Linked DNA regions of Homo sapiens: all the other regions are linked to region 1. The links are chromatin contacts, found by Hi-C or POLR2A ChIA-PET in ENCODE. All regions are on one chromosome and are shown on one strand. Each heading gives the region's core, a stretch centred on a gene start or an enhancer-like site at or near the end of the contact. The rest is flanking DNA. Distances are from core to core; before and after follow the strand shown. Region 1 holds the start of SCAND1 (SCAN domain containing 1). Region 2 holds the start of GSS (glutathione synthetase). Region 3 overlaps MTCL2 (microtubule crosslinking factor 2). Region 4 holds the start of DSN1 (DSN1 component of MIS12 kinetochore complex). Region 5 holds the start of EDEM2 (ER degradation enhancing alpha-mannosidase like protein 2). Region 6 holds the start of NDRG3 (NDRG family member 3). Region 7 holds the start of SLA2 (Src like adaptor 2).

Region 1 (3,690 bases), core at 893-3,392:
AAAGACAGTTTCACCATGTTGGTCAGGCTGGTCTCAAACTCCTGACCTTAAGTGATCCGCCCGCCTTGGCTTCCCAAAGTACTGAGATTACAGCCATGTGCCACTACACCCAGATAATTTTCTATTTTTAGTAGAGATGGGGGTTTCACTATGTTGGTCAAGCTGGTCTCGAACTCCTGATCTCAAGTGATCCACCGCCTCTGCCTCCCACAGTGCTGGGATTACAGGCGTGAGCCACTGTGCTTGTCCTTCTTCACCTATTCTAATCTTCTTTAAACATTACCTTTTAAAGAAGGCTGTTCTTACCTTCTAAACAACTATCTTTTTCCAGGGAGGCAGGTGCAAACTCTGCCAAGAAATCCCAAGAATGCAAAAATACTTCTCAATTTGTCTGTCTTTAATATTCAAAAGCAAATTGCCCCTCACCAACTTCCAGCCCAGTCTCACTCATGCTTTGTGGTGTGAACTGCAGGCTGATTTTGATTGTTGAGAGCAGTGCAAGGAAGACAAGTCTGGCCTTCCTTATATTAACAAATGGCACTCACTGCAATAGGACCTATCTGGGACCAATCCAAGCTGTCCATGGACCCTAACTAGCTCCTTCCTGGTTGGGCAGAAGCCTCTGGAAACAGAGTAGGTTTAAGATTTCAGAACAGGTCCTCATTATTTGCCAAATTCTTTCTTCCCTTTGTAAACGATTATGCTAGTTTAAACACCAAAAGGGAGCCAGCCGGAGAGACATTAAAATGAGTAGCTTCAGTAATGTAAATAATCCATTACTTCAACTAGTTCTGCTTTATTCCTACCACAGGCCTAAAATTTGGCAAGGAAGTTGAGCAAGCCTGGCGGCATAAGCCAGAGCTCACAAGAACTAGCCTATCTCTGTGAAGGTGTGCAGTAAACACTTCACATTAAAATGGCCCAGTAACTTGGACATTTTGGGAAGCCTGTACCCAAAGGGCAGGTGCAAGTTGGTGCCCATATTGGTATAGAGGTAGCCAGTTAAGTGAGCATTTAATAGAGCCAGCTATTTTGCGTGTAAGAAACCCAAGTGGGTCCTTGGGAGCCCAGGTGAAAAACTTCCCATGTGTGGTAGAGGGATAACCTAGGTTCAGTCAACATCTAAAGATCCCACTATAGCCAACGAAGGCCTTATTGTTACGGACTCCCAACTTCGTTTCGCCACCAGCCAGAAAGGCGGTAGGAAACAGGCTTGGTAAAATAAACCCAATAAGAACGAATGAAAGAGACACACCAGACCACAGGCGCTGCCAAAACTCATTTTTCATTAACACGGGGTGGGGTCCCAGGCTCAGGCCCCCGGGCCCGATCATGGCCCCAGTCCGCACAGAGCGCCCGGCCCTGGCCGCCCGCAGCTCCACCGCTCAGCCAGTGATGCGCACATCCGTGCGGCGGCGGATCCGCCGGGCCCGAGCCGCCTCGGGCAGGATGGCGAGCAGCTGCTCTTGCACCAGCATCTCCACGATCTGCTCCTTGGTGCGGATGTCAGGCCGCAGCCACTGGCGGGACAGCTCCCGCAGCTGCCGGAAAGCCTCCCGGGGACCCGCCGCATCCTGGTAGCGGAACTGCCGGAAACGCTGGCGGAACGTCTCGGGACCGAGTCTAGAGCCGGCGGGGCCTGGTGTGGAGCGCGCTTCAGCTTCGGCCTGAGGCGCTACGCTCACGGGTGCGGGCCCGAGAGGCAGCTCCAGGGCCGCGGAGGCCGCAGCTCGGGGCGTAGGGATGGCTTCAGGGACCGCGGCGTTGGGACTGGAAGGCTCAGGGGCAGGCGGTGAGGCCTCTGGCAGCGAGGAGCCCACACAGTTACGCTCAGGGGCTGAGCTCGAACCGGCTCCTTCCAGTTTCTCCGGTGGCACCGCCGCGGGACTCCCAGTGGCCGCCAAGATCGGCTCCGTAGCCGCCATAACTCCAGCTCCGGGCGTCACTCTTTGTCCGGTAGCTGTGTGCTCAGCACTGCGTCTGCGCGGGGGTGGGGTGAGCAGGGAGACGTTTCCGGTTAAAGGGCAGAGCTCGCGTCACCCTTGAGGGAGTCGGACTCGGGACCGGCCGAGAGTGTGCGGAGCTTACCTGCACCAGCGAAGCGCCTGCGGCAGCCGGAAGCGAAAGTCTCTGGCTTCTCTGCGTCCAGGTCGGCGCGCGAGCACCCGGAAGCCGCTTGCGGGCTCCCGGAAGCGGCGCCCTCTAGCGTTCTCGAGTCGCATGAGGCGGCTGCTGCCCTCGCGGTGCGGGAGGGCGAGCTGCGCGTGGCCTGGGCTCCTTCCGAATGGTGGCGCCTCTGAGCGCCAGTTCGAGGAGGAGTCGGAGGAGGAGCCTGAATGTTTGGAGATAGACTTCAAGTCCCGGACCTTATCCGTGCGCCGCTTCGGTTTGCAGGTGACCTTTGCGTGCGGGCGCCCCTTCTGATTGACCCTGATGAGCTGTAGCTCTGATGGCCCCTCCTTCGGGAATGATTAGGGTGACGGCTGGCCGGGGCTCGTTCGAGTGGCGCCCGGCCGGTGGTGACCCGAACAGGAGAGCGGGACGGCGACCATTCTCTCGGGAGGGGCCCATCTGGAGAAAGTCCTCTCGCTTGGTCAAACTAGGAGGGCGATAGCACCGGCCTTACTGCGACGATGACAAAGTACAACACACCGTCTGGCGCGAAGGAGATGCTCGAGAACCCTTTGCTGTTGTTATTTTTCGCGTGTCCTCCGAAACCAAGGGAAATGCGGCTCTGTGGGTTCTGTTAACGTCAGCATTTAATAAGTGAACTCTAAATGCATTGCCCCTTATGGTGGCCGCTGGCCTCCTGAGTTGACTCAGCTCTTGCAACGTAGCTAGTTGATAACCCTCGAAATATAGCGAATTGAGATGTGCTATATTGTAAAATACGGGACTTAGTACGAAAAAACTGATGTAAAAATTATCTCAATACTTTTTAATACTGATTACATGTTGGAATATAATGTTTTGCATATATTGGGTCAAATAAAAATGTTATTAATTTCACCTGTGTTTTTACTTTTTAAATGCAGCTTCTAAAAACATTTAAATTGCATGTGCAGTTTACATTATATTTCTGTTGAGCAGCCTTGGGTTAGAGTGTTGGAGTGAGGCTACCTTGGTGGAATCCCCTTTGACGATACCCAGCTCAGAGTTGTTAGGAGGATTAAATAAATTAAGCCGTTGGAGAGAAAGGGCTTTTAAGAAGTTTGCTCTTGTTTTTATTAGGTAAACTGCTTGCTATCTCTGAGCTACTGTTTTCTTATCAGTAAAATGTGGATGTAATAGAACTTACCTCTCAGAGGTAATTGAGAATTCAGTGAGATGATGTAGGTAAAAGCACGTGGCCCTGACAGCCCTCGGCCAGGTGGTTTTCTGTTTGGTAGCTGACTCACAAATAGTTTTGTTTTTGTTTTTGTTTTTGTTTTGAGACTGAGTCCTCCGCCTACCGGGTTCAAGCGATTCTCCTCCCTCCGCCTCCCGAGTAGCTGGGATTACAGGCGCCCACCACCACACCCGGCTAATATTTTATATTTTTGGTACAGATGGAGTTTCACCGTGTTGGCCAGACTGGTCTCGAACTCTTGACCTCAGGTGATCCACTCTCCTCAGCCTCCCAAAGTGCTGGCATTACAGGCGTGAGCCACCGTGCCGGGCCACAAATAGGTTTTATATCCTCATTTTACA
Region 2 (3,690 bases), core at 838-3,337, 1.0 Mb before region 1:
CATTCTCCTGCCTCAGCCTCCCGAGTAGCTGGGACTACAGGCACCTGCCACCATGCCCGGCTAATTTTTTGTATTTTTAGTAGAGACGGGGTTTCACCGTGTTAGCCAGGATGGTCTCGATCTCGTGATCCCCCACTCTCGGCCTCCCAAAGTGCTGGGATTACAGGCGTGAGCCACCCCGCCCAGCCGACTTCCCTTTCAAGTAAGATTGCTGTGTGGATTAAAAGAGAAAAATCAGTGTGAAATTTATCAGCAGTGTTTGAAGCTCTATACATGAGACCATTTTTTGGCTGTACTCTCTTTATAGGTAGGAGGAGACTTGTCAGAGGTCACACAGAAGCCTAGTGGCAGAGCCAGGACAAGAACCCATTACCTTGACATTAGAGTAATGAAACCCTCCATGAGCCCCCATCGTTCCACAACTCTGAAATTCCAACATCTGTTTGCTGTTGGGCTTTTATTTAGTTGGCAAACACTGATTTGCATTTAATGCCACTCCCTTGACTAGGTACTGGGGATATGGAGGAGGATAAGACATAAAGATAATCACCATGGGCCAGGTGTGGTGGCTCACTCGTGTAATCCCAGCACTTTGTGAGGCCGAGGCAGGCGGATCACCCGAGGTCGGGAGTTCGAGACCAGCCTCACCAACATGGAGAAACCCCATCTCTACTAAAAATACAAAATTAGCCGGGCCTGGTGGCGCATGCCTGTAATCCGAGCTACTTGGGAGGCTGAGGCAGGAGAATAGCTTGAACCCAGGAGGTGGAGGTTGTAGTGAGCCGAGATCGTGCCATTGCACTCCAGCCTGGGCAACAAGAGCAAAGCTCTGTCAAAAAAAAAAAAAAAGAAAAAAAGAAAGAAAGAAAAGAAATCAGATGAAGGTGCTAAGTGGGCCCTTTGTTTTTCTCATTCTACAGCCTCAACCCTCCCTTGGCTTTATTTATGTTTTGCTGATGACATTCAAATCTACATCTTCACAGCAATACTTTCCTACCTTCAAACTAGAATATCCAATTTTTTCCTGCGAGTCTCCATACAACCAGAATAGAATTTGTTGTTGTCTCCCACAAATCTGCTTCTTCTCTGATGAACCCCACCCAGGTACCCAAGCCTTGAGTACTTGTTTCCTACATCTCACTCTCCCCAAATCCTATGGATTTTGCTGCCTAAGTATATAGTACTTTGAATTCCTTTATTTATCTCCATTTCCAGAGTTTGTAGCCTAGCCCCGGCCACTGTCATCTCTTCCCTGGGCGTGAAACAGATTCAGAGTCAGGTGTCTTCAGTGACCAGGATATGTTGGCCTCTGTCCCCCTTCCAGGACTTGGCACGTGCTGTCTTCTCTTTGGAACTCTCGCCACCACTCCTGATCTGGGCTCGCGATTTCGTTCCGGAAGCTGTCCCTGTTCTCCGCCCCGGGCTTCTACATTCTACAGCCCATCACTTTTCCCTGTACCGTAGGAACAGTGTTTGTCTTGATCACTTCTCTACCTAGTAATTAGCCGCGCTTAGTACTGTATTCATTCATCACATGAATGAATGAAGAATGAATGACAGACGGGTCAGATCACCGAAAGCCTCAAAACGCCCACAAGGAAATCGGTCGCACTTTATCGCCAGGACTTAGGCCAGTGCCTGGAAAGGCCCCGAGGCAACGACACGGTCGGCTGCCCAGGCTGGCCCCACTTCACGGGCCCGCTCGCTTCCACCCTGGACAAAGTTTGGCCCTAATCGCTCCCCGTTGTAGCTCTAACTGGCTCCAGTCTCACTGGCCTACATGCCCCGACACCGGCCCGATCTAAAGGCAGAAGATCCGGAAAGTCTGGGATCAGTGCGCGCCAGCCCAACCCCCTCACTAGACACTAGTTGCCCCGCTCCTACGAAGGGTTTCAGCCACAAGGTCTCCCGGCCTCCGGAATTCCAATCTCTTGCCAGACCCCTCCCTCACATCGTTCCTCCCGAGGAAACGTGACCCATGCCGGCCGCCGTGGCCGCCCCAACCTACTAGTTCGCCTTTCCTCCGCGAACGGTTCTCCCGGCCCTCGCGCCGCTACCCAGGCTCAGGGGGCGGGGCCTCGATGCGACCCAGTGCGCTTGCGCTGACCGCCCCGGCTAGGCTTAAAGAGCAGGCGGGGCAGAGACCCATACCTTTGGCGCTGAGTCGAGGCCAGGAAGGGGCGGTCGATGAGAGGGCGGCCTTAGCATTAGGAGTGCGTCGGCTGCACCCTGGCGGATGGACCTTGGGAAGGAGGGGAGGGGACCATCGGGGTCGGCGGGGAGCTACGGGTATGCATAGCTCATAGAGCGTCAGAGCTGACGACGACTAGTGGAAGATGGGGAAACTAATGCTCAGAGCGGGACAGTCACTACCTCAGGGGCACACAATTGATAAGGGTGGGGGTGGCCGTGGTAATGGAGGCCCCAAGGAGGGGCAGGGGCCCATAGTACGTCAGGGGCTGAGCCTGTATTAGAACCCAGGCTTGTTTCCCAGCCCAGCCAAGTCCCAGAAAAATCCCCCTGATTTTATCTATTTTTTTTTAACCTGGGATACCAGCAGGGAAAGCATTAGAGGCAAAAGGAAAGGATTTTCATTTTTCCAGGAATGCTGAAGTCAGGACTGTTTGAGGGGAGCCCTGTGTTTCTCAGACTCTCTTGTACCGTTTACATCAGGATCTGGGGCAGTTTTTAAAAATATGCGGATTCATGATTCCTACCCCCCACCTCATTGCTTGGCAGCCCCCAGGTGCCTTCCCTGTTTCTTCCTTCTGGGTTGTGATAGGCTTGTCTGCAGTCCGAAGCACCTGATACGAATTTTAGTTAAATGGAATGTATCAGTCCAGCTTCTAGGGAATTAACCATAAATAAGACACAGCCACTGCTTTCAGTCTGATAAGATAGGCAATAAACTGCCTTTCTGAAGGAATCAGGGATGGTTTTTGGGGTCTTGAAGGATGGATAGGAAGGTATAGGTAGTGAAGGAGGTAGGGGTAGAGGTGAGAGGCTGGGATGGGGACAGTGTTCCAAATTGCAGGAACAAAAGCAGCAAAGGCTGGCTGGGTGCAGTGGCTCAGACCTGTAATCCCAGCACTTTGAGAGGCCGAGGCAGGTGGATTACTTGAGCTCAGGAGTTGGAGACCAGGCTGGGCAACATGGCGAAACCCCGTCTCTACTAGAAATACAAGAATTAGCCGGGTGTGTTGGCCCGTGCCTGTAATCCCAGCTACTCGGGAGGCTGCGGCGTGAGAATTCTTGAGCCCCGGAGACGGAGGCTGCTGTGAGCTGAGATCACGCTGCAGCACTCCTGCCTGGGTGACAGCGTGAGACCCTGTCCTAAAAACAAAACAAACGAGCAGCGAAGGCATATAATTCTGAGGGTTGCTCGGCTTGTTTTACAGACACTGAGGAGTTTGGTGTGGATAATGAGGAAGGGCCTGAGGGTTGCAACAGGACTTAGGCGCTTAGGCTTGGAGAGGTAGCCTCAGACGCCAGTTCCACTGAGCAACAGGAGCTAAGGGCTTTAAGCAGGGGAAGGACATGGTTAGTTTTGTGTGTTAGGCACTGGTTACAGCGTGACAAATGGTTTGGAAGTGGGGAGATGGGCCAGAGAAAGCAGAGAGAGTTAAGATGTGAGATCATGAGGCTGTAGCCAGTGCAGCAGCTGTGGAGATGGAGCGAAGCGAACAGATC
Region 3 (3,690 bases), core at 743-3,242, 880 kb after region 1:
TCAAGGCTGCAGTGAGCTGTGATCAGCCACCGTACTGCAGCCTGGGTGACAAAGAGAGACTATGTTTCAAGAAAGAAAGAAAGAAACAAAGAAACAAGGCCGGGCATGGTGGCTCATGCCTGTAATTCTGGCCCTTTGGGAGGCCGAGGCCGGCAGATCACTTGAGGTCAGGAGTTCGAGACCAGACCGGTCAACACGGTGAAACCCCGTCTCTACTAAAAAAATACAAAAATTAGCTGGGTATGGTGGCATGCCTGTAATCCCAGCTACTCGGAAGGCTGAGGCAGGAGAATTGCTTGAACCCGGGAGGTGGAAGTTGCAGTGAGCAGCGATCACGCTACTGTACTCCAGCCTGGGTGACAGAGCAAGACTTCATCTCAAAAAAAAAAAAAAAAAGAAAAAAGGAAGAGCATCCCCTGGCCAGGCAGCATTCTGGACTCCGTGTGGCTGAATCCTCCTACAAACCCCAGGAGGGTAGGAATGTCACCCCCACTCTACAGATGAGGAAAGTGAGGCTCAAAGAAGGGAGGTAACCTGCACAGGTCACCTAGGAATGAAACCCAAAGCCAGAACATTTTCTCCAGCAACATCTGTATCTGAGGAAGGGGGCGTGCTCCTGGTGTGTCCTTGGCTTCCCACAGGAGTCACTTTAGACCAGAGTTTAGATCCCAGATTCCCTGGACCTGACCTCCTTGTATCCGGTCTCAGCTCCTCACGGGTCCTGGGAATGTATGTTGTGAACAAGCCCTCCTGGTGATTTTTATCCACCCTGGGAGGCTGAGATCCTGGCCTACCCTCGCCCCCAGACTACTAGTCTACTACTACTACCAACCAGTCCTACTAGCCTACTACTACTAGTAGTCCTACTGATGTATTGCTCAGAAGAACTTATACTTGCTGTGTGAGTTCTTCTCAGCAATAAGAAAACCACAACCAGACCAGGCATGGTGGCTCACACCTGTAATCCCAGCACTTTGGGAGGCCGACGTGGGTAGATCACCTGAGGTCAGGAGTTAGAGACCAGCCTGGCCAACACAGAGAAACCCCATCTCTACTAAAAATACGAAAATTAGCTGGACATGGTGGCGCATGCCTGTAATCCCAGCTACTTGGGAGGCTGAGGTAGGAGAATTGCTGGAACCCAGGAGGCAGAGGTTGCTGAGATCACACCACTGCACTCCAGCCTGGGTGACAGAGTGAGACCCTGCCTTAAAAAAAAAAAGAAAAAGAAAACCACAACCAATACATGTTTATTTCCAGACCTAGTATTTAATACTCTCTTCACTTGAATTATTTCATTTTATCCTCACAAAAACCTCTAGAGGGAGGGACTCATTTTATCTCCATTTTCCATGAGGAAACAAGCTCAGAGATGTGAAGGAACTTACCCAAGGCCACACAGCAAACGTGGCACAGCAGCTCTCCGCCCCGTGACCTTGCCCTCCTCATGCTGGGCAAAGGCCCCACCGAGGTTCTGTAGGTCCTGTCAACGGTGAGGACCAGCAGAGAGGGAGAGCTGGGGGTTGGGGGGGGGCACTGAGGCCTGTGGTTTTATTCATGACCCCCCACCCCACCCCACCAATACCCCTCTGCTCCATAAAACCACAGGAGCTCAAAAGCCCTGAGGATTCAGCTGGTCAAAAGCCACATTTAACAGAAGGGGAAAATGAGGCACCAAGCGGTAGGGGCAAGTCAGGGCATGGACCACGGAGCTGGCAGAGCAAGTTGGGGAAGTCCCAGAGGTACCCTCCTAGGCAGCGCCCGCCCCCTCCCCACTCGGGTCCATCAAGCCCTCCAAGACGATGCCAGGGAAAGCAGCATTCTGATAACTTCCCAAAACCCCCCAGAACGACCCCAGCACATGGGGCTCAGGGTGGTGGCCAGAGGTGTCCATCCAGCTCAGGCCCCAGGCCCGCAGATGAGCTCAGCGCTCCAGCTGCAGCGTGGGGAGAGGAGGGAGGGAAGGGCAAGAGGGATGCTGATTGGCTAATTCAAACCCCAACAGAAACGGCCCCTCCTCTCCGCCCAGACTCCGGAGAGCCACACACCCGCTCCCCACACCCGCCTCCCCGCCGCCGCCGCCGCTGCTCTAGCTCCACCCACGGAGGCGCCGCAGCCGGCAGCTAGCTCCAGGTCCCAGCCTCTCCTCCGCCTCTTCCTCATCTTTCTGAAGTCTGACATTTTTTTGTGTCCCTCCCAGAAATCCTCCACTATATGCCCAAACGCAGATTCCTCTGAGCTTCTCCAGCTATTCCCTCCCCCTCCCCATCTCCTCCCTACTGCCTTCCCCCACCACCCCCCACCCCTCCCAACCCAGTGATTGGAATCTGAATATGCCCGGGAGCTGCCCTGTCAAGTAGAGGTACGCTTTGAACTTGGAAACTAACTCATTCTTTTTTTTCTTTTAGAGAGAGACCTTGTCGCTCTGTCGCCCAGGCTGGAGTGCAGTGCTGCAATCATAGCTCACTGAAACCTTTAACTCCTGGACTCAAGCAATCCTCTGGCCTTGGCCTCCCATATAGCTGGGACTATAGGCACTTGCCACCACGCCCAGCTAATTTTTTTTTTTTTTTTTTTTTTTTTTGAGACAGAGTTTCACTCTGTCACCCAGGCTGGACTGCAATGGTGTGAGCTCACTGCAACCTCGGCCTCCCAGGTTCAAGCGATTCATCTGCCTCAGCCTCCTGAGTAGCTGGGAGTACAGGCGTGTACCACCACACCCGGCTCATTTTGTATTTTTAGTAGAGCCGGGGTTTCACCATGTTGGCCAGGCTGGTCTCGAACTCCTGACCTCAGGTGATCCATCCGCCTCGGCCTGCCAAAGTGCTAGGATTACAGGTGTGAGCCACCACCCCCAGCCTCTGCTAATTTTTTTTATTTTTTTGTAGAGATAGGGTCTTGCTATGTTGCCCAGCCTGATTTCCAACTATTGGCCTCTAGCGATCCTCCCACTTCAGCCTCCCAAAGCGCTGGGATTCTGGGATTACAGGCATGAGCCTCCACCTCTGGCGGAGACACAACCATTGGTTGCCTCATGTGTAGGACAGCACTACAATCCCATTGTGCACCAACAAGACCACAGGGGGCGCCAGCAGCTTCCTGGAACAGGCACTCCTGTTTACCTCCCCTGGTTCTGCTGGCCTTTGAAACCATGGCTCTCCCTGGTCCCTTAACAAAGGTTTTTCTTTTATATTCCACTGGAAAGGCTATAGGGCTTGAGTTTGCCAGTGTCTTCCAACAGAAGGGACTTCTCCCCAGGTAAGTGTGTGGCTGACTCGCATCCTGCCGCTCCCCTGGGTCCTCACAGGAGCCATCTTCTGCCACCTTCCTCTTTCCCCCTTCCTGGCTCAGGCCCACTTCTCCCTTGGGCCTTCACTCAGAAGTCACCCCTGCAGGAAGCCTCCCTAGGGCCCCATCCCAGCTCCTCGTGTCACCAGATCACACTGGGCTGAGTTCTGAGGGCAGAGGGCCGGGCCTGGGGGCCCTGGAGTTCTCACCACCAGACCAGAGCTTCCGAAGACAGGCAGGGGGACATCCCACCTGCCAACCTCCCACCCACCCTTCCCCTGCTTCCTGAAGCAGAGAGCAGTGAGGCCAAGCTGGAGGCTTGGGAGGCTCATGAGCCTGGGCTCTGCCACCAACACACTGAGCGCCCCTTGACCTTCGGCAGGTATTGCTTTTCTCTGAACC
Region 4 (3,690 bases), core at 605-3,104, 820 kb after region 1:
CTTGCTCTGTTGCCCAGGCTGGAGTACAGTAGCACAATCTTGGCTCACTGCAACCTCCTCCTCCCCAGTTCAGGTGATTCTCCTGCCTCAGCCTCCTGAGTAGCTGGGATTACAGGAATGCACCACCATACCTGGCTAATTTTTGCATTTTTAGTAGAGATGGGGTTTCCCCATGTTGGCCAGGCTGGTCTCAAACTCCTGGCCTCAAGTGATCCACCAGCCTAGGCCTCCCAAAGTCTGGGATTACAGGCGTGAGCCACCACGCCCAGCCTCACTGTTACTAGTTTAGTTCAGGTCTCATAATTTCTGGTCCCTCCCACTATCTTAATAGTCTCTCCACTAGTTTTTCTACCTCCAACGGCCCGTCTCCAGTCTATTCTTTGTTTTTGTTTTTTTTTGAGGTGGAATCTCACTCTGTCGCCAAGGCTGGAGTGCAGTGGCGCAGTCTCGGCTCACTGCAACTTTCACCTCCCAGGTTCAAGCAATTCTCCTGCCTCAGCTTCCTGAGTAGCTGGGATTACAGGTGCCTGCCACCACACCTGGCTAATTTTTGTATTTTTAGTAGCGATGGGGTTTCCCCATATTGGCCAGGCTGGTCTCGAACTCTTGACCTCAGGTGATCCGCCCGGCCTCAGCCTCCCAAAGTGCTGGGATTACAGGCCTGAGCCACCACACCCGGCCCAGTCTATTCTTCAGACAGTTGCCGGGACTTTTCCAAAGTGTAGTCAACACCTCAGGTAAACTAGTCCCAATTTACCCATTCCTGCTCTCTCCTCCCAGTCCTATTCCCTGTACTACTTCTGAATCTTTGCACATATCTGTCCTTCTACCTGTTAAACTTATTCATCCTTCCCAACCTGGCTCAAATATGAAGCTTTCACATCACTTATCTTTGGCAGAGTTGGTGGTTATGCCCCTTGGCCTTCGTAGCATTGGCTATAAAATCTGTTTACATGTCTGTCTCCCCAGCCAGGCTGTATTTGTATTCCTAGTGACTGTCAGGAACAACTGCCTGGAAGGCAGGGATGTCACCTAGGCATCTCTTCATCGTCCCCTCCCTCCCAGCAGAAATCTGTCTGTGGGGGGTGCTAAGTAAAAAGATATGAATATATGCAGAGGGACAAAAAGGAAAAGATAACAAGGAGGGCTCGGTCAAGGATCTGAATCCCCCACGGTCCTTATGACAATATCACACAAATCCAGGCTTGGATAATAACGACTGTATCACACAGATCCAGGCTTAGAAAAGCAACAACTGTCAACTGTTAAACGCTTATTCTGTGCTAGGACCTGTGCTATGTAAGCGCTTTACTTGCATCGTTATTCCACTTAATCCCTTCCACAACTCCGTAAGCACCATTAACTCCACTTTGCAGACAGGGGAACTGAGGTTCAGAGGGGCAAAAAGCCTGGCCCAAGCTTGTGACACAGCCAGCCTGGGGGCACAGGGGCAATTCGAACCCCAGCCCTCTACCCAGTCCTCACCCCTGTTTCTGGAGCCTAGACCCCTGGCACGGCAGATACGTCTCTAATGGGGTCGGTAAGGGGGACTGCCCTCGGGTTTCATTTCACCCGGGAGGAGGTCGCAGCGCCCTCGGGGACCCCCAGTGTCCACGGTCGGGGCCGGGGCTGCGGCGGGTCGAGCTGGGCCGACGGGTACGACGCCGAAGAGATTAGTGCGGCGGCGGGCGGGGCCACATCAGAGGACAAGTCTGTGACTTCCTGACGCCCGTCCAGTCCGGAACCTCCGTACCTGAAACACAAGGCCACGGGTCGCTCTCCACAGCCCCAGGTCACTCCTGGACGCCTTGCGCACCCGCAGCCGATACTCCCTGATCAGGGTGAAGCGGTCTCCACCTTCTACGTCACGGTCACCGCCTCCGAAACTCCCGCCAACCAAGGGCGCATGCGCGGCCGTCAGTTTCTCGGGCACGCGCGCGCAGAACGCCTGCCTCCGGCGATGCACATGCGTACACCGCCGCCCGACGCGCATGCGTACACCGCCGTCCAACGCTCCTGCCAGCTCCGCTCCTCTAGTCCAAGTCCTTTAGGTCCTGTCTGGCCACGTCACCACCTCCCCGCAACACCCCGCCCGGGAGTCCCTTTCCGGGACCCGCCACACTATCGTGTCCTTTTGCGCCCGACGGCCCCAGAGCCCATCTAAGATGGGGGAAACAGAGGCCCGGAGAGATTCTTGCCGGAGGAATACAGCGCCTCAAAGGGCATCTGATGCCCTGTCCCCGTCGCTAGGCTCTGGTTCCCACTCCCTTTATCTCCTTAACTCCCAAAATGTGGACCGTGACTCTCCCCAGGGTGGACTGGAGCTCTGAGCTCAGTTTGCCTCACAGTCTATCCCACTCCTGCTCTAGGACTTTTTCTCTCTCATTTCCAGGCCACTCCCTCAAACGGCTTGCTTTACTTGCTTGGTGGGTGGGGGCCTGCCCTCGGGTTTCATTTCACCCGGGAGGAGGTCGCAGCGCCCCCAAGTGGTCGCAGTGTCCTTAGTCGGGGTCGGGGGGTGCGGCAGGTCGGGCTGGTCCTTAGGGGTAGGACGGGGACAGGGCATCAGATGCCCTTTGAGGCGCTATATTCCCAGGCGCTGTTCCCTCTGCCTGGGAAGGCTTTCCCTGCTTTTCCTAGCTACATCCTCCAATTTTTTTGTATTTTGAGACGGAGTCTCGCTCTGTCGCCCAGGCTAGAGTGCAGTGGCGCGATCTCGGCTCCCGGCAACCTCCGCCTCCCGGGTTCGGGTTCAAGCGATTCTCCTGCCTCAGCCTCCCGAGTAGCTGGGATTACAGGCGCCCACCACCACGCCTGGCTAATTTTTGTATTTTTAGTAGAGACGGCCACTAAAAATGTTGGCCAGGCTGGTCGCGAACTCCTGACCTCAAGTGATCCACCCACTTCGGCCTCCCAAAGAGCTGGGATTACAGGCATGAGCCACTGCGCCCGGCCACATCCTCGAATTTTAAGCCTCAGCTAAGGAATGATTGATTTCTCTCCAAGCATTCTCTCTGGCCTTAGGCTGAAAACCAACTGTCCTTTCTGTGCTCCCAGGAGCCCAATCTGTTCCTGCTCCACTATCCCATGCTGGTCTAGGAGGCTCCAGAGAGCGGGCTGCTTCCTCAGCACCCAGCACGACGCCACCAAAATGTCCCCTTGGATGTGCACAGTCCTTTCTTTCACAGAAAAACTTCCAAATATTGAATTATAAGCAGCCCACAGTCCAAAAGAGGGGTTGGAGAGAGGCAGCTGGAGCTGACCGTGGTCATCCTTCCATAGCAGTTGTGGTCCTTGGAAAAGTTTTCTGGTGGGAGACAAAAATCTGCCTTCCTGAAATTTCCACCCTGTGGTTCCAGCCTGCTGGCTGCAGCAGCCATTCTGAAAGCAGAGATTTGCCCTTGGCTCCCTGAATATCACTTTCTGGGGTTGAGAGGTACCCAGTTCCTTTTATGCTTGCCTGCCTCTTAAACTCCTCTCTGTCAACGTGCCAGGAAGAGAACTCAGTGTTCCTTCCCAGCTAGGGCTGGCCATCCTGGGGCACAATGAGAAAATGATTTCATGGAATACAGACCCAATACATCTTCTACATCGTTTCCCTGCTTTGAATTGTTGCATGGCTCCCTCCTGTCCACAGGAGGCACACATTTTTTTCCCCTATAAGGCACTGTGTCATTAGGCTGGGTGTGG
Region 5 (3,690 bases), core at 438-2,937, 810 kb before region 1:
GGCCACAAGGGAACTTTTTAAAGTGACAGAAGTGTTTCATATCTTGACTGTGATGGTGGTCACTTCAAACGAGTGTAGGCTGGGCACAGTGGCTCATGCCTGTAATCCGCCAGCACTTTGGGAGGCCTAGGTGGGTGGATCACCTGAGGTCAGGAGTTCAAGACCAGCCTGGCCAAATGACAAAACCCCGTCTCCACAAAAAAATTAGCCGGGTGTGGTGGTGGGCTCCTGTAATCCCAACTACTTGGGAGGCTGAGGCAGGAGAATCGCTTGAAGCCAGGAGGCGGAGTTTGAAGTGAGCCAAGATCACGCCATTGCACTCCAGCCTGGGTAACAAGAGCGAAACTCCATCTCAAAAAAAAAAAAAAAAAAAAAAGAGTGTATTTTATTATATGTAAATTATGCCTTTAAGAAGTTCATTTTAAAAAGATACACATACACACATCTATATATATAATGGTATAAACCAAGAATATTTCTGGACAGATACAAAGGAAAGTTAATAGTTGGAATTCTAGGGTATGGGAGATATTTATTGTATATAATCTTTTACCACTTGAATTTGCCATTTGTATTTACTTTGTTTCAACTTAAAAAAATAAAAACCATCACAAGTTTTGAGTTTAATTTCTCCCGACCTTAGCACATTCGTGTGTAAAACAGGGATAATGGCACCTAACTCGTAGGGGTATTAAGATACTGAGCTGAGATCTGAATGACAAGCAGCAGCCAGTGATGGGAGGAAAATGGGGAGTGTATTTCAGGCACGGGGCACACCAACTACAAAGACTTAAGTTTTAGGAGTGTCACACTCCTTCCTGGATCTGAATGCCCACCTACATAATGAAAGGGGTGGGTTTTCTAATTCTTGGAGCCCTTCCACGGTATCTCGTTACTCCAGAAATTGCCTATGTCCCCACAGCTGATGCCTGTTACTGCTGGGGCTGAGCTCAGCGATCCAGCCCACCCGGCTAATCCAGGACTTTTTTTTTCACTGCGAGAGGCTAAGTGGATCCTGGAGGTGATAGTAAGAATTGCGGGGAGCGCGGCTCTAGCTCAGCTGGGAGCTTTCTGGTGCCGGTGAGGAGACCATGAAGCCACCAGCCCCAGCTGACCCGCCCGCCGAGGCCCAGAGAGTCAGACCCTGGCCGCCCCTTGCCCCTCCGCTCGCACTACCTGCCCCAGGTGTCGTGCCCGTCACAGGTGAGAGGTCGCAGCTCATCGAAGGGAAAGGCATTCTCCAGGTAGCTGTCGTAGGCGTGGTAGAACATGGCCTTGACTCGCTCCCTGGGTGGGGGACGAGAAATCAGGCATGGGGCAAGAACACAAAAACAAGCGGGGGAAGAACAAGATACAGGGCGGAAAGTGGGAATCACTAGCTGATTTCTCCCTGGGACCTAGCGGCTGTGTCGGAGCAAGTCGGGGTCTGGGATGGACGGAAAGGGAAAGGACCGGGTTCACGCTTCCCATTCCCCAACTGCGAAAGGGCGGGTCACAGTTCACCTGTAGTGGGCGGGATCTGGCGCGGAGCCGTCGGGACCTGGCGCACCATGGTGCTGAGGCAGCAGCGCGCACAGGAGGCCGAGCGGGATGAGCAGCCGGAAAGGCATAGAGCTCGTGTCCTCTCAGCGCCCCCGCAGCAGCAGCAGCCACTGCAACCAGTTCATCCTGGGAGCTGCTGCGGGTTCTTCCGGGAATCCGCGCCACTGCGCCTGCGCGCTGAGAAATCAGCCTCTCACTTCCGGACTACAAGCCCCTGAATGCAATGGGCAGCGAAACGCGGCCGAAGAGCAACTTCGGATGTACGGTTTCGGCAACACTGATCAACGTGTCTTAAAGTCAGTGGCTGTTGTTACTACTGTTATTAATTAATGTTTTAATAATAACAGCTAGCATGTATTGAGCACTTATTGTGTACTAGTACTGTACGGAGCATTTAAAATGCATTCTCTCATTCATTTTTTTCAACAACCTTATTAAGTATGAAGGCAGGGTAAGCATGAGAAATGTTCAGCCTTTACCATTATTACCTAGCAGGACAAGCCGCAGACAAAACTCCTCAGACACCGGGTTAAAGAAGGAAGGAGCTTTATTCGGCCGGGAGCGTCAGCTGACTCACTTCTCAAAAACGGAGCTCCCCGAGTGAGCAATTCCTGTCCCTTTTAAGAGCTTACAACTCTAAGGGGGTCCGCGTGAGAGGGTCGTGATTGATTGAGCAAGCAGGGGGTACGTGACTGATTACCGGTGCACCGGTAATCAGAACGGAACAGAACAGGACAGGGATTTTCACAATGCTTTTCCATACAATGTCTGGAATCTATAGATAATATAACCGGTTAGGTCAGGAGGGGTCGATCTTTAATTACCAGGCCTGGAATGCATCGCCGGGCTGTCTGACTACTGATTTCACTTCTGTCTTTCTTTTAACTCCTACATTTTCTTTGAGGCAGAAATTGGGCATAAGACAATATGAGGGGTGGTCTGCTCCCTTATTTAGGGATATTGAGTTTCCCAAACCAGTTACTTGTTGATTGTATAAGACACAACTCACATTTATTTGTCCAAAACTTCCACTCTTTTTTTTTTAAAACCTCTTGCATTTTCCGATGCTGTCACTCTTGAGGTTTCCTGAAATCCCGTCAGTTCTAGGAATTCATGACACTTCTCTCCTCCCAATTTGGGATGTGGTTACACAATCATGGTCCCTTCAGTCTCCATCTCAAACCGGAAGCTTTACCCCTGTCAGCCCTGTAGAATGTCTTGGGTAAGAATGAATACCCTGGTTGGGCGCGGTGGCTCACGCCTGTAATCCCAACACTTTGGGAGGTTGAGGTGCGTGGATCACCTGAGGTTAAGAGATAGAGACCAACCTGGCCAACATGGTGAAACCCCGTCTTTACTAAAAATACAAAAATTAGCCAGGGGTGGTGGCGGGTGCCTGTAAATCCCGGCTACTCGGAAGGCTGAGGCCGGAGAATCGCTTGAAACCGGAAGGCGGAGGTTGCAGTGAGCGAGGATCGCGCCACTCCACTCCAGCCTGGGCAAAACAGCAAAACTCCATATCAAAAAAAAAAAAAAAAAAAAAAAAAAAAAGACAAATGACTACCCTGGGGCACTATAGCTTTCAGGAGGTTTGTGATCCATTTCTCCATTCCCCTTATTCCCAAGTTTCTAAAATTTGGTCAGCACCTTAGACCACAGCAACACCCATGACTTTGGTCAGTGTGACATGCGGTAGAACCAACACTGGATTTGAAGTCAGATCTAGGATCCAGTTAATTACAACTCTGTCACTCATCTATAACCTGTGTATGTGACCCTCTCCTTCTCTGGGGCTAGCATCCTTGTCTATAAATAATGAGGAGTTTGAACAAATGGATCTTTAAGATCCTTTTCGGTCGAGCTTTCTATGATTCTAGGATTGGCTATCTCTTATTTGCTGAAAAAGTCAGATGGAAGTGATAGCTCAGTTTGTTGAGCCAGAGTGCAGCCAGGCCTCCCAAAGTGCTGGGATTACAGGCATAAGCCACTGTACCCAGCCTGGGATGTTTTTAGAAACTCTTCTTGGCCGGGTGCAGTGGCTCACGCCTGTAATCCCAGCACTTTGGGAGGCCAAGGCGGGCGGATCACGAGGTCAGGAGTTCAAGACCAACCTGGCCAATATGGTGAAACCCTGTCTCTACTAAAAAT
Region 6 (3,690 bases), core at 548-3,047, 790 kb after region 1:
CAAGTTTAATCTGAAGGAAGAGACAAGCAAAGAGAAACTGAAGGGCAGGAAGGAGGAACAGAAGGGCACCAGAAGAACACCACGCTTTGAGTAATGAAAAGGGGGGGTGGAAATTAACTGAGTCCTTACCAAGGATCTACTGTGAGCCAGGCATCTGGAGCTGCAAAGATGGACCATGCCCTCAAGGGGCTAGAAGTCCGCAGGGTAAGACTGAGGCTAAGACCCTGTTTTGTGAACGTGTAATTCTAATTGGGAAAATCAAGCAGGGAAGGCTTCACAGAGAAGGTGGTGATTTAGTGGAGCCTTTGAAATGTGGAGGAGGATTTGCTAAGGGAGAAAAACGACAGTTTGAGCTAGTTATTTTGGGGGAGAAACATTCACATATTTTTATAGCTGTTCATTTGGAACTTTAAATCATGGGAGGCTTCTTAAATTCAGCACCACTCTATCAATGTTCTCTTTCTCTTCTTGCTTTATCTTAAATACTGAAATGTTCAAGCCCAACCTTGGGGCAAAGGCAGAAAGCCTCGGACAGAAAGCCCCGGAATGAGGTGAGTGCTAGCCAAATCTGCTCTGTCACCTCCAAGTCCAGCCCGCCCAGCTAGCCCAGTCAGCCCAGTCCTGCTCTCTTGGCAGGAAAGGAAGGCTAATAATATCCCCTGAGGGCCAGGGTAAGGGGGGGGGGGGGCGCGGCGGGGGTGATCTGGATGCCAGCAGGCAAGGATCACTCTTGTTCTGTCAGTAAGCCACCAAAGGAAAGCTTCCCTGCTTCCTAATCCACGGGGCTCCTAGTCTACCTGTGATAGGGAGGCCAGCTCTGCAGGAAGAAAAAAAGGGCTTCATGACAAGGAAGGGGGAAGCATTTGGATTGGGAAGTGCAGAGGTGGTTATGCGAGGTTATCTTAATAAAATGCTTAGCAAGATCCCTGGCACACAGCGAGCGGTGGAAGAACGTTAGCTCTTATATTAATAACACTATTATTATTACAGTAACACCTCAATTGTACTCCGACAACAAGAAAATCTTTTTTGTGCAGCCTACTTTTACGACGTTCGAGAGCAACTTCAGAGATGACAAGTGATTTCAAAATTTTTTCAAAGGTACGAGATCAAATTCCAACCGCACTGGCCTGAGAGCCCGAGACCCTGAGTTGAGAGCTGACCCTGCCACTTGTCAGCTGCGTGACCTTGGGCATGGCACTTCACCTTTCCGTGCCTCAGTTTCCTCGGCTGTTAAGTGGGGCTAAGAAGCCTCTCCCCGGTAGGGTAGTCGTAGGGTCCCGTTAGAGGATGCCCTCTGCTGCTCTGGGGCCGGACGGGTGCAAGGGCTGCTCACGGCCCCTCTTCCAAGCATCTGGGCTCTTGGAGCGGGCGAGGTAGATGGATGAGCAACCCCAAGGCCCACCAAGCTCTGCCGCCTGCAGAGCCAGAGCGAGAGAAGGGTTCGCGCCTGCGGGGGGCGTCCCTGTGACCCAGGGTGTTGAGCCCGGAGGGAGGCTCTCTTGCTACCCACACGCTGTCGCCGGCGGGCTGGGCGCGGGGAGCGGCCGAGGAAAGCCGGGCTGACCTGGGTCCGGCGGGCGGGCGGGGCGGGGCAGAGGGCCCCGGGGGCACGGGGGAGGCAAGCAGCACGGGCCACCAGGGCCTCGCCGTGCCGCGGAGATGATGCGGGGAAGGAGCAGGGCAAAGGAGCGACGCCCCCGAATGCGGCGCCGCGCGCCCCCCGCGGGCCGGGCGGAGGCGCTCACTCACCTGAGGCGCGGGCACCCGCCGTCAGTGCAGCAGCAGCGGCGGCGGCGGCGGCGGCGGCGGCGGCGGCGGCGGCGGCGAGAGGGGCGGGGGAGGTGCTGCGGTCCGCGCAGGCGCGCCGAGGACGCCAGGGCGGCGCATGAGTGCTGTGCCCGTCCACCTCGGGAACTACCGAGAAGATGGTGGCTGAGCCAGGAGAGGCCGGCGGCGCCATCTTTGATGTAGTTTTTCTTGCTGCGGAGTTTCCTCAGAGAAGAATCTCAGATTTTGGAGGCGCTGGGCGGCAGGGCCATTGAGCTCTGCGTCTGGAGCGCTTCCCTCAGTTCCCTGAGTCGCATCCTTATGAAGCCCCTAAGAGCTCTTGCAGGGTATGGCATCCTCCTTTTAAGGTGACCTAGAGCCATACCCAAGGTCACAGGGCGCCTAGCACAGTGCTCGGCACGTGGAAAGAGCTTAGTAAATTTTTGGTGAATGAACATAGTAATTTAAGAACTAGAGTCCAAGACTCAGGGCTCCGAATTACCAGTCCTCCATTGTATCACCCCTATTACAACCGTCAGCCAAATCATCTACTTTCTTGAATGCAACATTAGAGATGGAATTTTTTTTCCCAGAATGATTGCAGATATTAAACTTAATGACCCAACAATTTAACACCAAAATGTACAGGACACACTCTTCCTCTATTTATTATCTATTATTTCTTTACCATTAAGTACCACTGACTAAAAGTTTTTTTGTTTTGTTTTGTTTTGTTTTTTGAGACGGAGTCTCACTCTGTCGCCAGGCTGGAGTGCACTAGCGCGATCTCGGCTCACTGCAACCTCTGCCTCCTGGGTTCAAGCGATTCTCCTGCCTCAGCCTCCCGAGTAGCTGGCACTGTAGGCGTGTGCCACCGGGCCTGGCTAATTTTTCTATTATTAGTAGAGACGGGTTTTCACCGTGTTGGCCAGGATGGTCTCGATCTCTTGACCTCGTCATCTGCCCGCCTCGGCCTCCCAAAGTGCTGGGATTACAGGTGTGTGAGCCACCACGCCCTTTTAACCCGAGCCAGTGTCGCCATCTCGGCTCAGGTTCCCAAGTCCCTCAGCCTCCCAAGTAGCTGGGACTAGAGGCGGGCGCCACCATGCCTGGGTAATTTTTGTATTTTTTTTTTTTTAGTAGAGATGGGGTTTCACCATGTTGGCCAAGCTGGTCTCAAACTCCTGACCTCAAGCAATCCGCCTGCTTCTGCGTCCCAAAGTGCTGGGATTACAGGTGTGAGCCACCACGCCCGGCCACTAAAAGCATATTCTTTTAATTAAGGCAAACTGAACAAATGAATATTACCAAACATCTCAGAGGGCAGCAATAATATTGTTATTCATCAAGCACAATTCTTGAACTGAATTTAGTTGGAAGGAAAACTAACATTAATTGAGCACAGCCATTTATTTTATGGTTTATGTTCGTTAACATTTACTGAATTCAAATTAGTTCTAGTTCACCATCCACTATTTATCCCTATGTCCTTGGTTAGACAATTAAGTCTCTCCACACCTCTCCATGCCCGAATTCCTCATCTATGTCACACACCCAGAAATAGAAGTTACAAGGTTGTGGCAAAGACTGAATGATAATATGCATGTAAAATGCTTAGAGCTCAGTAAGTATTATTTTTCTTTGTTCTATCGTATTTTACTGTTGAAGACACAAAACATACTTCTTGAGTTTGAAGAAATCCTTATAAGCAAAAAATGCAATACAATGTAATAAATAAAAAGGGGGAGGGTATAATCATCTTTAGAGAGATAATCTGTCCCCATTTTACAGATGAGGAAATTGAGGATAAAATGAAAATTCATGGCCGGGCGCAGTGGCTCACGCCTGTAATCCCAGAACTTTGGGAGGCTGAGGCGGGCAGATCATGAGGTCAGGAAATCGAGACCATCCTGGCTAACA
Region 7 (3,690 bases), core at 646-3,145, 690 kb after region 1:
TGCCCACTTGAACCTGGCTGGAGCTGTGTGGCCTCAGGCAAAGCATGCAAGCTTCCCCCGTCTCATCTGTGAACAAGGTGCACTACAGGCGCCACGGGGCTGTGGGGAGAGTTGCAGGAGTCTGGCACAGAGTGGGTGCTCAGTAAGGCTTAGTTTCCTTTCCCCTCCTTCAGGAAGACCACAGTTACCACCTGCAATAAACTGAGAGACTCCTTCCTGCCGCAGGTGGAGCTGGGGGCTGGGCCCAAAGGCAGATGGAGACAGGGGAGCTGTACTCAGGCTGAAAGCCTCCCCAAAGTCTCTGCAGCTCCCTTCACCTGGTCAAGGACTTGGTCAGGTCAAGGCCAATAAGCCCCTGGGGGCAAAATAAAGACCATACAATGGGCCAGCCTAGGAGGAGGCAGAGTATTAGCCGCACATTTTGTAAGACAGCATCAAATCATTAACTCTACAAATTTTTGAAAAACTTACTATGTGCCAGGCACTTTCCGGAGGACATGAGGCATCGGGTGAAAGGAAAAAGTTAGTCAACGGCAGCCGAGATGAGCACGCTGCCCAGAATATTGTGTTTTTTTTTTTTTTTTTTTTTTCAGTATCTCACTTGGGTCCCATTTCAGATACAGTGACCAAGTCCCTGAGAGGACAACCATGTGATTCTGTTCATGTAGCCCATTCGTGCAGGACTGGGCCTGCCATCATGTGTATTTTGTGCTTCTGAAGATCATTTTTCAGCAGTGGGGGTAAGAGTGATGAATTTGGCCAGGCACAGTGGCTCATGCCTGTAATCCCAGCAATTTAGGAGGCTGAGACAGGAGGATTGCTTGAGGCCAGGAGTTCGAGACCAGCCTGGGCAACATAGTGAGAACCCCCACCCCCACCCCCACCACCGCCTGCCATCTCTACAAAAATATAACGAATTAGCTGGGCATGGTGGTACATGCCTGTAGTCTCAGCTACTTGGGAGGCTAAGGCAGGAGGATCACTTGAGCCCAGTGGTTCAAGTCTATAGTTAGTCATAATTACGCCGCTGCACTCCAGCCTGGGTAACAGAATGAGACCCCAACTCAAAAAAAAAAATGAATTTGGATTGAGTTAAAGGGAGACCTCTCCCTCTCTTCCAATTGAGAAATATCACCCCTTTGAGAGTGAGAGTGCACTGTAGGCTCTACAGCTGAAATGTCTTGAGAGATGGTAGCCCTCACGTTCCTGACTTTGGAGTCTGACTGCAGCGCAGAGAGGGGCCCAAAGTCACACAGCAAGTGCGCACCTGAGATGGGACTAGGACGGGCGTGAAGACAAGCTGCACGGAAGAGCGTAAGCTCCAAGAGGAGGTCAAAGGTGGAGCAGGTGAGTCTTGGTTCTTCTGGGACCCCCAGAAACCACCCCTCTTTACAGCCTCAGTAGAACCACTCCCCCTTCTCCTTGAGCTTGTTTTTTTCCCAACAGCAAATAAAGCCCAGTCCCAGTCGGGGCAGGGGAGACCATTCTTCCTCACCTGTCTCCAGGCCATCCAAGAACAAAAGCAAGCATACTTACTGGTTTGTCATCAAAGGCTTGGGAAGACAGCTCTGCTGAGACGCATGCTCTGGCTGGACAGGTTAGGGCTTTGGGGGCCCTTCTGGAAGTCTGCCAGTGTCCTTGGTCCTAGGACACCCAGAACTCTCTCAGCCTGGGAGGATCTTCAGGGAGAGGCTAGGTGTTGGTTTGGGTAGCTCAGCATCTGTCTGCAGTCAGCAGTTTGTACACCAGGGATGGATCAGCTGCCCCATGCTCCTTAGGGATTCTGGACTGGGGAACCCTCCCAAGCACAGCCGAGCCAGGGAGGGAAGGCCCAGGGCCCTTTGAGCTCTGTCACAGAGACACAGGCGTGGGGTCCTTGGAGCTCTAGCTCCGACTGCAGACTCTGTGGTTCTCACAACCACCCGTTTCCTCTGACGGCATCACAGACCGTCGAGGAGCCACCTTCCCCAAGTTCCTGTTTCTAGGGGAGCAGCTGCTGCCTTGTCATGATCGTGGAGCAAAAGGTTTTTCTCTGGCTTTGTGGCTTAGTCTTGTCCAAGGAACACAGGACTGAGGAAAATGAGCCGGAGTTCCCATGCTGGCCTGACCATAATAATCACTCAGCGGGACTTAATTGTAGCAATTTCTGGGATCTCCCAAACTTTCTAAATCCAAGTCTCCAGATAGGGAGCCCAGGAATCTAAATTTTAAACCCTGCAGGAGATTCCCTTGACTGACGAGTGTGGGAAGCACTGCCTTCTCAGCCTTTAATGTGTATAGGAATCACCTGGGGATCTTGTTGCACTGCAGGCTCTGATTCAGAAGGTCTGGGGCAGAGTTCAGTATTTTGCATTTCTAATACGCTCCCAGGTGACCCCCATGTTGCCAGTCTGGGGACCACACTTTGAATAGCAGCAGTATCTGGACAGTGGTCTCCAAGTATGGTCCCTAGACCAGCAGCCTCAGCGGGAATTTGTTAGACATGCAAATTCTCAGGCCGCATCCCAGATCTATGGAATCATACTCTGGAGGTAGGCCCAGCAATCTGTTTTCATGCCTCCAGGTGATTCCGATGCATGCCCAGGCTTGATTTTTTTTTTTTTTTTTTTTTTTTTTTTTTTACAGGGTCTTGCTTTGTCACCCAGGATAGAGTGCAGTGGCACAATCATAGCTTAGTGCAGCCTTGACCCAGGCTCAAGTAATCCTCCCTTCTCAGCCTTGAGTAGCTAGGACTACAGGTGTGCACCAGCACTCCTGGCTAATTTTAAATTTTTTTTGTACAGATGAGGTTTCACTGTGCTGCTCCATCTAATCTCAAACTCCTGGCCTCAATTGTTCCTCCCACTTCCACCTCCCTAAGTGTTGGGATTACAAGCATGAGCCACAGTCCATGCCCAAGCTTGAGAATCACTGGTCTAGGATAAAGAATCTGACTCTGGCTGAATTGTCTTTGATCAGTGTGTTACCTTCAGTCCCACTCTTCATTAAGATTTAACCACACCCTCTCGCTGCTTCCCCATTAGGGGGATTAGTACTCTTGGAGACAAAGGGCCCACTGCACTGAAATGATTCCTGACTCCAGCTCAGCCCATGCAGCCCTTTCTGGGGCCTTGCCAGCTACAGCACTCCTGCTCAGGTTCTCCTTTGATCCTAGGGAAGGCTGGTTTGATTTTTATCCTTGTAGGCACTTGGCACACAGAGCTGAAGGAGCCAGAGTGGAGGCACACTTCTGCAAGAGAGTTCTAATCAGGACGTTAGAATGGGTGACAGCCACTCAGGGATGTGGGCCTTGGCAGGGAGGGACTTGAGCTTGAGCCCACCTTCCCACTCCTGCTGCCATACAACTGTAATGCCCGTCTTCTTATGATACGCACATCTTCAAAACAAGCCTCAAGGTGCAGTTCATGAATGGGGCAGGAAGTAGGGAATCTCTGGTCTCTTCTTAAAAGAATCCCACGGCATAACTCTCCTTTTCTACTTAGGGAGGCACCTAAGAATTACAAAATTTAAAATCCTAGGTCTATCCACTAAGAAATATGCACTGGTGTTCCTCCCTGGCTCCTGGCCAGAGCTGCTAAAACCCTTCTAATTTCCTCGGTGACAGAAGTGTTTTCTGTTCTAATGAGGCAACACTTGGTGGGCTCCTGGATGGGGACTGGTCACTAGAAAGACAAAGCCATCATTATGAGC

What was found. Hi-C counts contacts between places; a loop is a spot of excess contacts on that map. ChIA-PET counts read pairs that join two places held with the same protein, here RNA polymerase II (POLR2A). Pooled maps may share reads with other maps.
Region 2: a map with no recorded cell type shows a loop between it and region 1 (11-fold over the local background). The contact joins the promoter of GSS here to the promoter of SCAND1 in region 1. A Hi-C loop is called at or near these places in 2 of 37 single-sample maps with no recorded cell type and 9 of 50 pooled maps.
Region 3: a pooled map shows a loop between it and region 1 (5-fold over the local background). The contact joins the enhancer-like site here to the promoter of SCAND1 in region 1. A Hi-C loop is called at or near these places in 3 of 37 single-sample maps with no recorded cell type and 7 of 50 pooled maps. POLR2A ChIA-PET finds 5 or more read pairs at or near these places in 3 of 52 experiments (A549, activated B cell and activated naive CD4-positive, alpha-beta T cell).
Region 4: a loop to region 1 is called in a map of B cell, with 11 times the contacts of the local background. The contact joins the promoter of DSN1 here to the promoter of SCAND1 in region 1. A Hi-C loop is called at or near these places in 2 of 168 maps with a recorded cell type or tissue (B cell and naive thymus-derived CD4-positive, alpha-beta T cell), 1 of 37 single-sample maps with no recorded cell type and 8 of 50 pooled maps. POLR2A ChIA-PET finds 5 or more read pairs at or near these places in 1 of 52 experiments (CD4-positive, alpha-beta T cell).
Region 5: a loop to region 1 is called in a pooled map, with 15 times the contacts of the local background. The contact joins the promoter of EDEM2 here to the promoter of SCAND1 in region 1. A Hi-C loop is called at or near these places in 1 of 37 single-sample maps with no recorded cell type and 8 of 50 pooled maps. POLR2A ChIA-PET finds 5 or more read pairs at or near these places in 2 of 52 experiments (CD4-positive, alpha-beta T cell and naive thymus-derived CD4-positive, alpha-beta T cell).
Region 6: a map of naive thymus-derived CD4-positive, alpha-beta T cell shows a loop between it and region 1 (30-fold over the local background). The contact joins the promoter of NDRG3 here to the promoter of SCAND1 in region 1. A Hi-C loop is called at or near these places in 1 of 168 maps with a recorded cell type or tissue (naive thymus-derived CD4-positive, alpha-beta T cell) and 11 of 50 pooled maps. POLR2A ChIA-PET finds 5 or more read pairs at or near these places in 5 of 52 experiments (CD4-positive, alpha-beta memory T cell, MCF 10A, activated CD4-positive, alpha-beta T cell and 2 more).
Region 7: a pooled map shows a loop between it and region 1 (5-fold over the local background). The contact joins the promoter of SLA2 here to the promoter of SCAND1 in region 1. A Hi-C loop is called at or near these places in 3 of 50 pooled maps. POLR2A ChIA-PET finds 5 or more read pairs at or near these places in 4 of 52 experiments (activated CD4-positive, alpha-beta T cell, activated CD8-positive, alpha-beta memory T cell, activated naive CD4-positive, alpha-beta T cell and 1 more).

Annotation. Positions count from the first base shown.
Region 1 is chr20:35,952,360-35,956,049 of GRCh38, forward strand. It overlaps SCAND1 (SCAN domain containing 1), which reads right to left and starts at 2,143. Exons shown (of 2, transcript NM_033630.3): 1 at 2,089-2,143; 2 at 1,265-1,980. The coding sequence starts at 1,925. The coding sequence ends at 1,386. It also overlaps a transcript of CNBD2 not described here. RefSeq lists enhancers at 1,661-1,740, 1,861-2,120, 2,201-2,400, 2,501-2,710.
Region 2 is chr20:34,953,719-34,957,408 of GRCh38, forward strand. GSS (glutathione synthetase) reads right to left here and starts at 2,088. Exons shown (of 13, transcript NM_000178.4): 1 at 2,009-2,088. MYH7B (myosin heavy chain 7B) reads left to right here and starts at 2,150. Exons shown (of 45, transcript NM_020884.7): 1 at 2,150-2,289. RefSeq lists enhancers at 1,896-1,995, 2,236-2,415.
Region 3 is chr20:36,833,784-36,837,473 of GRCh38, forward strand. The region is part of intron 2 of MTCL2 (microtubule crosslinking factor 2); the gene reads right to left. Among named protein-coding and RNA genes, the nearest start is that of MTCL2, 28 kb to the right of the region's middle. RefSeq lists an enhancer at 1,630-1,689 and a silencer at 1,920-2,209. Within about 2 kb of position 1,993, at least 35 of the 41 ENCODE cell types and tissues checked have a DNase peak (open chromatin) inside an H3K27ac peak, as active enhancers do.
Region 4 is chr20:36,771,909-36,775,598 of GRCh38, forward strand. DSN1 (DSN1 component of MIS12 kinetochore complex) reads right to left here and starts at 1,855. Exons shown (of 11, transcript NM_001145315.2): 1 at 1,754-1,855. LOC124904894 (a long non-coding RNA gene) reads left to right here and starts at 3,227. Exons shown (of 2, transcript XR_007067574.1): 1 at 3,227-3,310. RefSeq lists enhancers at 1,614-2,159, 1,781-1,840, 1,971-2,110, 2,121-2,200, 2,160-2,706.
Region 5 is chr20:35,145,649-35,149,338 of GRCh38, forward strand. It overlaps EDEM2 (ER degradation enhancing alpha-mannosidase like protein 2), which reads right to left and starts at 1,688. Exons shown (of 11, transcript NM_018217.3): 1 at 1,504-1,688; 2 at 1,177-1,287. The coding sequence starts at 1,610. It overlaps MMP24-AS1-EDEM2 (MMP24-AS1-EDEM2 readthrough), which reads right to left. Exons shown (of 15, transcript NM_001355008.2): 6 at 1,177-1,287. The coding sequence starts at 1,271. RefSeq lists enhancers at 870-1,473, 1,722-1,851.
Region 6 is chr20:36,744,293-36,747,982 of GRCh38, forward strand. It overlaps NDRG3 (NDRG family member 3), which reads right to left and starts at 1,798. Exons shown (of 16, transcript NM_032013.4): 1 at 1,753-1,798. RefSeq lists enhancers at 1,261-2,227, 1,952-2,051 and silencers at 1,422-1,611, 1,642-1,841.
Region 7 is chr20:36,644,301-36,647,990 of GRCh38, forward strand. It overlaps SLA2 (Src like adaptor 2), which reads right to left and starts at 1,896. Exons shown (of 8, transcript NM_032214.4): 1 at 1,537-1,896.